2 separate regions of the Homo sapiens genome follow, and region 2 is linked to region 1. Evidence: chromatin loops called from intact Hi-C (ENCODE). Cell type or tissue: thyroid gland. All regions are shown on one strand. Links, peaks and the distances in the headings refer to the core of each region. The heading gives the core; the rest is flanking DNA.

Region 1 (5,380 bases), core at 143-5,142:
TGGGCCAAGGGAACAGATGCCCTACTCTGGCACCTGGAGGACTGTGGGTATAAAGTGTCCAAGAAAAAAGCTCAGATCTGCCGACAGCAGGTACGTTACTTGGGATTTACTATCTGACAGGGGGAGCGCAGCCTGGGATCAGAAAGAAAGCAGGTCATTTGCAATCTACCAGAGCCTAAGACCAGAAGGCAGGTGAGAGAATTCTTAGGAGCTGTGGGGTTTTGCAGACTGTGGATCCCAAACTTTGCAGTATTAGCCAAGCCTTTGTATGAGGTCACAAAGTGGGGGGAACAGGAACTTTTTGAATGGGAATCCCGACAACAACAAGCCTTTCATAAGTTAAAGGAAAAACTTATGTCAGCCCCAGCCCTGGGGCTACCCGATCTGACAAAGCCTTTTACATTGTATGTGTCAGAGAGAGAAAAGATGGCAGTTGGAGTTTTAACCCAAACTGTGGGGCCCTGGCCGAGGCCGGTGGCCTACCTCTCTAAACAACTACATGGGGTTTCTAAAGAATGGCCCCCATGTTTGAGGGCCTTGGCAGCAACTGCCCTGCTAGTACAAGAAGCAGATAAGCTGACTCTTGGGCAAAACCTGAACATAAAGGCTCCCCATGCTGTGGTGACATTAATGAATACTAAAGGACATCATTGGCTAACGAATGTTAGACTCACCAAGTACCAAAGTTTGCTCTGTGAAAATCCCTGTATAACCATTAAAGTTTGTAACACCCTGAACCCTGCTACCTTGATCCCAGTATCAGAGAGCCCTGTCAAGCATGACTGTGTAGAAGTGTTGGACTCAGTCTACTCTAGCAGATCTGACCTCTGAGACCGGCCTTGGGCATCAGTAGACTGGGAACTATACGTGGATGGGAGCAGCTTCATCAACCCACAAGGAGAGAGATGTGCAGGGTATGCTATGGTAACCCTGGACACTGTTATTGAAGACAGATCATTGCCCCAGGGCACTTCAGCCTAGAGAGCTGAACTCATTGCTTTAATTTGGGCCCTAGAACTCAGTGAAGGTAAGACTGTAAACATTTACACTGACTCTCGGTATGCCTTTTTAACCCTTCAAGTGCATGGAGCGTTATATAAAGAAAAGGGCCTATTGAACTCTGGGGGAAAGGACATAAAATATCAACAAGAAATTTTGCAATTATTAGAAGCAGCATGGAAACCCCACAAGGTGGCAGTTATGCATTGCAGAGGACACCAGCGAGCTTCCATCTTGGTGGGTTTGGGGAATTCCTGCGCTGACTCAGAGGCTCGAAAAGCAGCATCTGCCCCCTTCCAGGCATCAGTCACAGACCCCCTGCTCCCTCAAGCACTTGATCTTGTAGCTACTTATTCGGGAGAATAGCTCTGCCACAGCTGCTAGGAGCCGCAATTGTACTGGTTTTGCATGAAACCACCCATCTAGGTCAGGAGTCACTTGAAAAGTTGTTAGGCCGGTATTTCTACATCTCATATTTGTCAACCCTTGCCAAAACAGTGACGCAGCAGTGTGTTACCTGCCGACAGCATAATGTGAGGCAAGGTCTAGCTGTTCCCCCCCGGCATACAAGCTTATAGAGCAGCCTCCTTTGAAGATCTCCAGGTGGACTTCACAGAGATGCCAAAGTGTGGAGGTAACAAGTATTTACTAGTTCTTTTGTGTACCTACTGTGGGTGGGTGGAGGCTTATCCAACACTAACTGAGAAAGCTCGTGAAGTAACCTGTGTGCTTCTTCGAGATCTTATTCCTAGATTTGGACTGCCCTTACGGATCAGCTCAGATAATGGGCTAACGTTTGTGGCTGACTTGGTACAGAAGATAGCAAAGGTATTGGGGATCATTTGGAAACTGCATGCCGCCTACCGGCCTCAGAGTTCCAGAAAGGCAGAGCAGATGAATCAGACTATCAAAAATAGTTTAGGGAAAGTATGTCAGGAAACAGGATTAAAATGGATACATGCTCTCTATAGTATTATTTAAAATTAGATGTACCCCTTCTAAAAGAACAGGATATTCCCCTTAGGAAATATTATATCATGGGACCCTTCCCATATTGCAGGGACTTCCAGGCACTTCCTGAGAGTTAGGTGAAATTGAGTTACAGCGACAGCTACAGGCTTTAGGAAAAATTACACAAACAATCTCAGCCTGGGTAAATGAGAGACCCTGTTAGCTTATTCTCCCCAGTTCACCTTTTCTCCCCAGGTGTTCGAGTGTGGATCAAGGACTGGAACGTAGCCTCTTTGTGCCCATGGTGGAAAGGACCCCAGACTGTCGTCCTGATCACTCCCACTGCTGTGAACGTAGAGAGAATCCTAGCCTGGATCCATCACAACCGTGTAAAACCTGCAGCGCCTGAATCCTGGGAGGCAAGACCAAGTCTGGACAACCCCTGCAGAGTGACCCTGAAGAAGATGACAAGCCCTGCTCCAGTCACACCCAGAAGCTGACTGGTCCACGCACAGCCGAAGCATGAGGAAGCTCATTGTGGGCTTCATTTTTCTTAAATTTTGGACTTACAGTAAGGGCTTCAACTGTTCTTACTCAAACTGGGGACTATTCCCAGTGTATTCATCAGGTCAGTGAGGTAGGACAGCAAATGAAAACAATCTTTCTGTTCTATAGTTATTATCAATGTATGGGAACGTTAAAAGAGACTTGTTTGTATAATGCCACTCAGTACAAGGTATGTAGCCCAGGAAATGACTGACCTGATGTGTGTTATAACCCATCTGAGCCCCCTACAACCACCAGTTTTGAAATAAGATTAAGAACTGGCCTTTTCCTAGGTGATACAAGTGAAATAATAACTAGAACAGAAGAAAAAGGAATCCCCAAACAAGTAACTTTAAGATTTGACGCTTGTGCAGCCATTAATAGTAACAAGCTAGGAACAGGATGTGGTTCTCTTAACTGGGAAAGGAGCTACAGAGTAGAAAATAAATATGTTTGTCATGAGTCAGGGGTTTGTGAAAATTGTGCCTTTTGGCCATGTGTTATTTAGGCTACTTGGAAAAAGAACAAAAAGGACTTGGTTCATCTTCAGAAAGGGGAAGCCAACCCCTCCTGTGCTGCCAGTCACTGTAACCCACTAGAACTAATAATTACCAATCCCCTAGATCCCCATTGGAAAAAGGGAGAATGTGTAACCCTGGGGATCAAAGGGACAGGGTTAAACCCCCAAGTTGCCATTTTAGTTCAAGGGGAGGTCCACAAGCACTCTCCCAAACCAGTGTTTCAAACCTTTTATGAGGAGTTAAATCTGCCAGCACCAGAACTTCTGAAAAAGATAAAAAATTTGTTTCTCCAATTAGCAGAAAATGTAGCTCATTCCCTTAATGTTACTTCTTGTTATATATGCGGGGGAACCACTATCAGAGACCGATGGCCTTGGGAAGCCTGAGAGTTGGTGCCCACTGATCCAGCTCCTGATATAATGGGGGCTTGTCCAGGATCTCATCAGGACTGGATGGCTCTCGCTGGACTATACTGGATATGTGGGCAGAGAGCCTACATTCAGTTACCTAATGAATGGGCAGACAGTTGTGTTATTGGCACTATTAAGCCATCCTTTTTCTTATTACCGATAAAAACTACTGGTACTATCTGTAAATTCCAGACATTGTATGAGAAAGCACTGTAAAACTTTTTGTTCTGTTAGCTGATATATGTAGCCTCCAGTCACATTCCTCATGCTTACTTGATCTATCATGACCCTTTCACGTGGACCCCTTAGAGTTGTAAGCCCTTAAAAGGGCTAGGAATTTCTTTTTGGGGGAGCTTGGCTCTTAAGACATGAGTCTGCCAATGCTACCGGCCAAATAAAAACCTCTTCCTTCTTTAATCCAGTGTCTCAAGAGTTTTGTCTGCAGCTCATCCTGCTACATTCTCTTCATCAATAAGGATGTATGGTAGTGTAGATGTTCATTGGCTTGATTTAGCCATTCCACAGTGCAGACAGACATACTTGCAAAACTTCATGCTATACACCATATGTGTTCAATATGTATTTGTCAATTAAAATAAATTTTGTTAAAGAGAAAAGGGAAGAAAGTCATACAGTGTTAAGGAGGTGCCTGGTGCCTCGTAGTACTATAAACACCTTCCTCTCATCATTATTATTTCTAGCATTGTAATTAATGATATTATGTTACCCTGTGGCCCCCTGGTGCCCTTGGTGGAGGCTGTAGTTTTGGAGGCCACAAGTCAACTCAGGTCCCTGCCCTTCTCACAGGGTGGCACGGCAGGGCCACTGGGACAGGACAGCCCCACCATGAGCACTGCATGATTCCATCAACCCACACCCACATGGCACAAATGCCTCCCTGCAGGAGCCCGGCCCTCCCAGCCTCTCCTGGGAGCCCAGTCCCAGCACTCTGGGTCAACCACGACCTCCCTCCCAGTGGGGGCTCTGATGGCCACACCCTGCTGTCCCTGCAGCCCTGCAGCTGGGTGTGGTGAGGACTGCATGCTGAGGTCCATGCTGATGTCAGCACCAGCTGCAAGGACAGAGGGTCCCCTTCCCAGAACTGAGCACACTTGCTTCAGATGACCGCTCGCAAGGACCCCAACTCACAACCCACCAAGCCGTGTTCTGGCCCCCACACTCATCCTTGCCTCTGCAGAAACAACAGACACTCAGGGAGTCACAGGTCAGACCTGCAGGCCTTCCCTTCAGAAAAGGGGTAGCCTCCAGCGGTGCCCTAGGCTTGCAGTTCCAGAATGTTCTCAAGTCACCAGATGGATGCATTTGCAAGCAGACAGCTATGCAGATGGTCAGACCATGGCCTGAGCTGTCAGAAAGGGCAGGGAGTAAATGAGCCTCACTGCCCTGAACCTCAGTTTTCTCATGTGTAAAGTGGGGACACTCACATGCACCTGAAAGGGTCATGATGAAATGAATGGAACCAATGTGAGAACGCACACAGGAGGCCATCAGTACATGTCAACTACTCTGAGGATCTCCATCCACTCAGCCACCTCCACGTTTGCTGCCTCCAGCTGCAGCTCTTGGGGTGGCTCTGGGTGTCAGTATAGGTGAGTCGACCCTGGGAACGCAGGTGCAGGGCCACACAGCCGGCTGCTTTGACATGTCTTTCAGGAAACATGGCTTTTCACAATCAAGACTATAACAGCTGCTGCTTTTTGAGTGCTGTGTGGGGACTGCTCTAAGTGCCCCAGGGCACTGTCTCATTTACCCTCACAGGGCTTCCAGCATTGGCCATTTCACCCCCATATGTCTTCAGATGAGATGGAGGCCAAGGCTGGCTTCACAGGTGCGGCACTCCCCACAGCCCCACAGAACCTGGCTGGGGCCCTTCGTGCAGGGCAGAGTCCGAGGTTCAGAAGGCCTGTGTGCCACCTGCAGTCACAGAGGCAG
Region 2 (5,380 bases), core at 281-5,280, 56 kb after region 1:
CCCAGATCTTCAACCTAATAGAAGAAGTCTGGCAGATACTGACAGTTATCCACACAGGATCTATAAAATTACAATTCAAAGTCATCACTCCTGAACCCTTGGGAAGATATGAAAGCTTCCCTGGGAATCCTGGGTGAAGTTTTTGGACAAATGACCAGTAGTGCCTTAAATATCTCTGAACCAATCTTCACATACAGTATCTCTCATCTGGCAAACAAGTGAAAGCATTTGGCCTCTTGCTACTAAATAAACCTCATAGGATCATTACTTGCTTACATGAATTGAACTCAAATTTACTAAATGCTTGGCATTAATATTAACTTAAACAAAATCATGAGTTCCTAAGGTAGAATTTTTTTCTTCCATGAAAAAAAGTGTTGACAAAGAAAAAAGTCAAGACTCACACTTAACAAAACAGACTTGATTTAAGGGGGCAGGGTTTGATTTTTGACAGAAGTGTAGTCTTCTGCCATTTAGACGTGTTAAACTCTGTTCTGGGTATGGTGTAGAAACATAAAGGCCAAGCCCTCTTTCCCAACAACCAGCCAGGGAACTGCAGGCCAGTTTCTCCACTCCAAAACCCACAGTTTCCCCCAGTGTGAAACGGGGTGTTGGGCAGGGTAACTTCCTGAACATGCATGATCCAGTCCTGAACATGCAAGATTTTTCACAAACGAATAAAGCAGAAAAGAAAAGAAATCCCTCTATTTCTACTGGGGTAGGTGGAAATAAAGACAAAGGAAAGACTAAGGGGAAGAAGAGGGAGCAGCTTTCACAAAGTGTCCCTTGCATTTTGGACAGCACCTCTGCAGAGTGGCTGGGTTCTGCCACCAACCTGAGTGGGCAGGAAACAGAGCCTCCCCAGAGCCTCCAGAAACACAGCCCTACTGACACCCTGATCTTAACACAGTGAGACCTGCCCAGGACTTCTGGCCTACAAAACTATTACATAATAAATCTGTGTTGTTCAGGACACTCATTGTGTGGTAATTTGTTAATGGCAGCCATAAAAATTAACAGTTTTCTAAGTAAATTAGTTTCCAGCACCCTGGAAGTGGGGTGTTGCTGTAACAGATATCTAAAAAAATGTGGAAGTAGCTTTGGAATAGAGCTGTGGGTGAAGGAAGGAAGAATTCTGAGGAGCAGCACAGAAAAAGCCTAGATTTCCTTGAACACATTAGTAAAACTACGGATGTTAAAAGACTCTACTTGTGAGGTCTCAGAAGGAAGAGGGGAGCATAGCAGGAAAAAAAACCATTGCCTGGGAGAACACCTAACTGGGCACGAACACTGCTGGCACTGCTGGGGAGGGTGCAGAAGGATGTCACGAGCATGGGATTGGAAACTGGAGCAAAGTGGATCCTGTAACACAGTGGTAGAAAGCTTGGCTGAATCGCGTCCTGCAGTTATGTGAAAAGCAGAGCTTCTAAACACTGAAACTGGACCCAGCTGAGGACATTTCCCAGCACAGTGTTGAAGGCAAGGCCCGGTTTCTCCTGCTGCTTCCTCCTCCAGAGCAGGACAGGCCCGAGGGCAGTGTTAACCACTGCCTTCTTCCTTTGCCATTTCCCTTTGCTGATGAGAATTCTGTGTCTATTTTTCTTCTAATAATCTTCCAAAAATGAATTTTGTCCCTAACTTCCTCCCCTTCACTCATAAGGGGTTCAGAGCTCACCCCGTACACCTGAGGCCAGGTAAAATGCCACATTGCCAGTCCTTACCCCTTTTATTAGGTGGGAAAGGAGGTGGTCCAGACCCTACAAACACAAACAAAATGCCACAGACACACCAGGGAGAGGCCAAGGGAGCCCAGCTCCTGGAAGAGGGCAGGTGAGAATGAAGGGGAAAGTCAGGTCAACCTCTCCCTCCCAGTCCTGTCTCCAAACCCCAGGACCAAATAATCTTCTTCTAATGTGACTGACTTATACCAGTCATGGGTATAAGCACCACAGGCATAAAAATGTCTACAAAGCACAGAACTACGACCTGACATGACGGCAGGCTCATGCAACCTGAGAGGTCTGCAGCAGGGAAAGGAGTAAGGGCCAGGAAAAGAGGAATGGCAAACAGTCCAAATGAGAGTATGCCAAGAAATGTGCTTTACGTGGGCAACCAGATGGAACCAGGTATCTCTCTCCTTCACAAATGAGGGAAGTGGGCAGGGAAAGGCTCAAGTGGCTTTCCCACAGCCAATGCAAGAGCTGGAAAAGCGCAACTGAGAGCCAGATGTGACTCTATGGCTGCGGTCACCATTAGAAGCGCTGCCTGCCAAGAGCAAGAGGAGGGAGTGGAGGATGCCCAGACCTAGAGCCCTCAGAGCGGGAGTTTGAAAGCTCTGTGAAAATTCATGGTGATCTGCCTATTCTAGGCATTTCATATAAGTGGAATCATACAACAAGTGACCTTTCATGACTAGCTTCTTTCATTCAGTGTGTTTTCTAGGCCCATCTAAGTTGCAGTATGTATCTGTACATGGTTCCTTTTACCAGTTGATTATGTATGTATCTACCACAACTTGCTGCCCACTCATCTGGTTTTTTGTTTTTTAAATATAAAGACACGGTCTCAGTATGTCAACCAGGCTGGAGTACAGTGGCATGATCATATCTCACTGTTATCTCAAATTCCTGGGCTCAAGTGATCCTCCTGTCTCAGCCTCCCAAAGTAGCTAGGACTACAGGTGTGCACCACCACACGTGGCTAATTGTTTTACTTTCTGTAGAGAAAACATCTTGCTACATTGTCCAGGCTGGTCTTGAACTTCTGGCCTCAAGCAGTCTTCCCACCTTAGCCTTCCAAAGTGCACCCTGAGATGAGCAGGCATGAGCAACCATGTCTAGCCCCACTCATCTGCTGAACATTTGTGTGGGAGGGGGAAATGGGAGTGATTACTTAATCAGTACAAGGTAAACACCTTGCTTTTATGGGGTGATGAAACAGTTTTGAAAGCAGAGAGAGTTGGTGGTTGCCCAACATTGTGAATACACTAAATATCACTGAACTGTGCACTTTAAAGTGGTTAATTGTATGTTATGCGAATTTCACCTCAACTAAAAAAAAAAGTTGACAGTGACAAGAATGTTCTAAACTTGGATTGCGGTAATTACTGCAAAACTGGCCATTATACTAAAAATCACTGATTTGAACATTTTAAGTAGGTTAATTTTATGGTATGTGAATTACATCTCAATAAAGATGTTAAAAAAAAACAAAAACAAAACAAAGTCAGTGACTCCACCATGCAAACTGCCACTCCAATGGCTAGGACACCCTTCAACCCAAGTGATTTTCTTTAAGTGACCTAAAGTCTTCCAACACAATAGAAATGAAGTACTTGTACAATAAAGCAGGGCTGGTTACAAGTAAATGACAGAAACGCTTCTGACAGTGTGAACCCCAAAGAGAGACAAAGCATATGGAAAGGTGGATGGTGAAGATGTGTGGCTGCCAGCCCTGAGAGCTGCCCTCACTGCACTCTGGTACTGAGTCCAACAGGGACTGCCTGCCTTAAAGGAAGCTGATGCCATCACCCACCCCACTCCCAGGAGAGAAGAGTCCCTCTAGGGAAGGTACATTGTGTTTTCACCTCATGACCTTCATTATAAACAGTAACAATCTTGCCAAAACGCTACTTTTTCCTTGCCTAACATCATTCTACCTAAGGCAGATTTTCCTCATCTGTCTTGACTCCAACATTGTGACCTCTACTTTACCACACTGCAGCTTATATTTTTAAAATCTTGATGTGGTAATCTGATTCAGAGCTGGTGGCACCCCATTTAAATACCTGGTTGCCCCTTCACACAATAGTTAGAGGCTCAATTATGTCCCAAACAAAAAGTCCAGCCAGGACTGAAAGCCACGGGGCTTACAGCCAGAAAGGAGGCCAAAAGTCCATTGACAAAGATTTGTGTCCCAATGCTGCGGGATCTACCATACCAGTAACACTCTCCTAAAGCTGGAGAAGAATTTAGAGGCCACTCAGTCTACTGTTCCCAAAGGCAGCCAACTCCTGGATGGGCTACATCAAGATGACCTGGGCCAGAGATTCTGCTTTGGTAGGTACAGGGTGGGCCTGCGAACTCTTTCATCGGTTGTTCCTCATGTGCAGCTGGACACCACTAACTCTATGCAGCTCCCTTCCCAGTCAGACTTCACCAACACCTCCTCAACCTCACCTGATCAGCATCCAGCCTCCACTGGAAAGTTCTGTGGTCACGTATTAGAAATACTAGCTTAAATTTAAACAAAACTCCTTGAGCTGCACTGTCCAATAGAACTTTCTGCAACGATGGAAATACAATAGCTACTAGCCATGTGTGGTTCCTGAGCACTTGAAATGGAGTTAGCTTGTTATATAAATGAGGTAAGCACAGCTCCTGGACCCCTGCTCTGGGTGCCACACTTATTTTAGCCCAAGGTCCATTAACTTTTCGGCAGGCCCTCATCAGTGTTGCTTCCTGTAAACTCACAGTTAACCACAATTCTTCTGTCTTTTCTCGGTGTCTGCCTCCCTCTTACTCTTTTTTTAACTTAAATAAAGAACACTGTATCGATCCCTATCCATTTTCACTGACAAAGCATTGCAGGTTCCCAACCTGTGCTGACACATCCAGGAACGCTGGCAACTTAGTTCCCAGGCGCAGTTTGAGAAATCAGTTTGTTTGCCCCAATCTCTCGGAAGAGCCTGGAGGGATGCCCATCTCCATGAGGACATCTGCACCCTGAAATTGCCTACACTCTCTGAAGGCAAGAGCACAACCACAGTGATGCAACAGGATTTGACAACTGCTGTTGGCTGGGCCATGATTTACACAATCTTCTGTAGATTCACCAGCCAATTTGGCAGATTTTGAAGGGTATCCTCTAACTCTGCACACAGGACATTAGGGCCTTGGGTCCTGAACTGAAGTCCCAACAAGCAGACTCCAAGAGATCAAAATTCACCTGTGATTGTTGTGGAAAACCTGATAGCCCCAAATCCATGGGGTACCAGCAACCTCATGTGTCAAGGTGATCCCTGGAACCTGAGAAAATCAGATAGCATCAACCCATCTTTTTTAGTGACAGCATCTTGAATTTGTTCATTTTTCACAATCCTTTAAACTGGGGCTCCTAGATTCATCAATTTATCCTTGAAAAAAATTAAGAAATCAAGAAACAAGTTTAAAAAGCCATCTGAAAATACACACCTGGGGCAAAGCTGAGACAAACACTCCAGCTGCCTTACTCCTCATGAATTCGTGAATGCCCAATCTGTTTCTCCATACTTCCTCCCTTACTCTTCAGTCTCCAAGAGGAAAAAGGAAAATGGACCTAGCAGACTTTTAATTAAACTAAAATCCTTCAGAAGTTTATTGAAAAAGGAGAATTATACAGA

The links. Hi-C counts contacts between places; a loop is a spot of excess contacts. Peaks named below come from ENCODE experiments on the same cell type or tissue, not always from the same donor. Only the 100,000 strongest peaks of a DNase experiment are listed, where the experiment ranks them.
Region 2: it touches region 1 in a loop (3-fold over the local background); 10 of 110 quality-filtered maps call a loop at or near these places.

What each region holds. Positions count from the first base shown.
Region 1 is chr20:24,929,142-24,934,521 of GRCh38, forward strand. It overlaps LINC02967 (long intergenic non-protein coding RNA 2967), which reads left to right. Exons shown (of 3, transcript XR_001754563.2): 2 at 1,498-1,633; 3 at 2,206-3,844. Among named protein-coding and RNA genes, the nearest start is that of LINC02967, 13 kb to the left of the region's middle. In thyroid gland, for the core only: CTCF peaks have their summits at 1,220 (motif pointing right) and 2,112; DNase peaks (open chromatin) are centred at 867 and 1,470; H3K4me3 peaks cover 1,510 bases; H3K27ac peaks cover 3,394 bases.
Region 2 is chr20:24,984,587-24,989,966 of GRCh38, forward strand. All of the region lies in intron 1 of APMAP (adipocyte plasma membrane associated protein), which reads right to left. Among named protein-coding and RNA genes, the nearest start is that of APMAP, 5.5 kb to the right of the region's middle. In thyroid gland, for the core only: no CTCF peak of the experiment used is centred there; a DNase peak (open chromatin) is centred at 2,215; H3K27ac peaks cover 3,857 bases.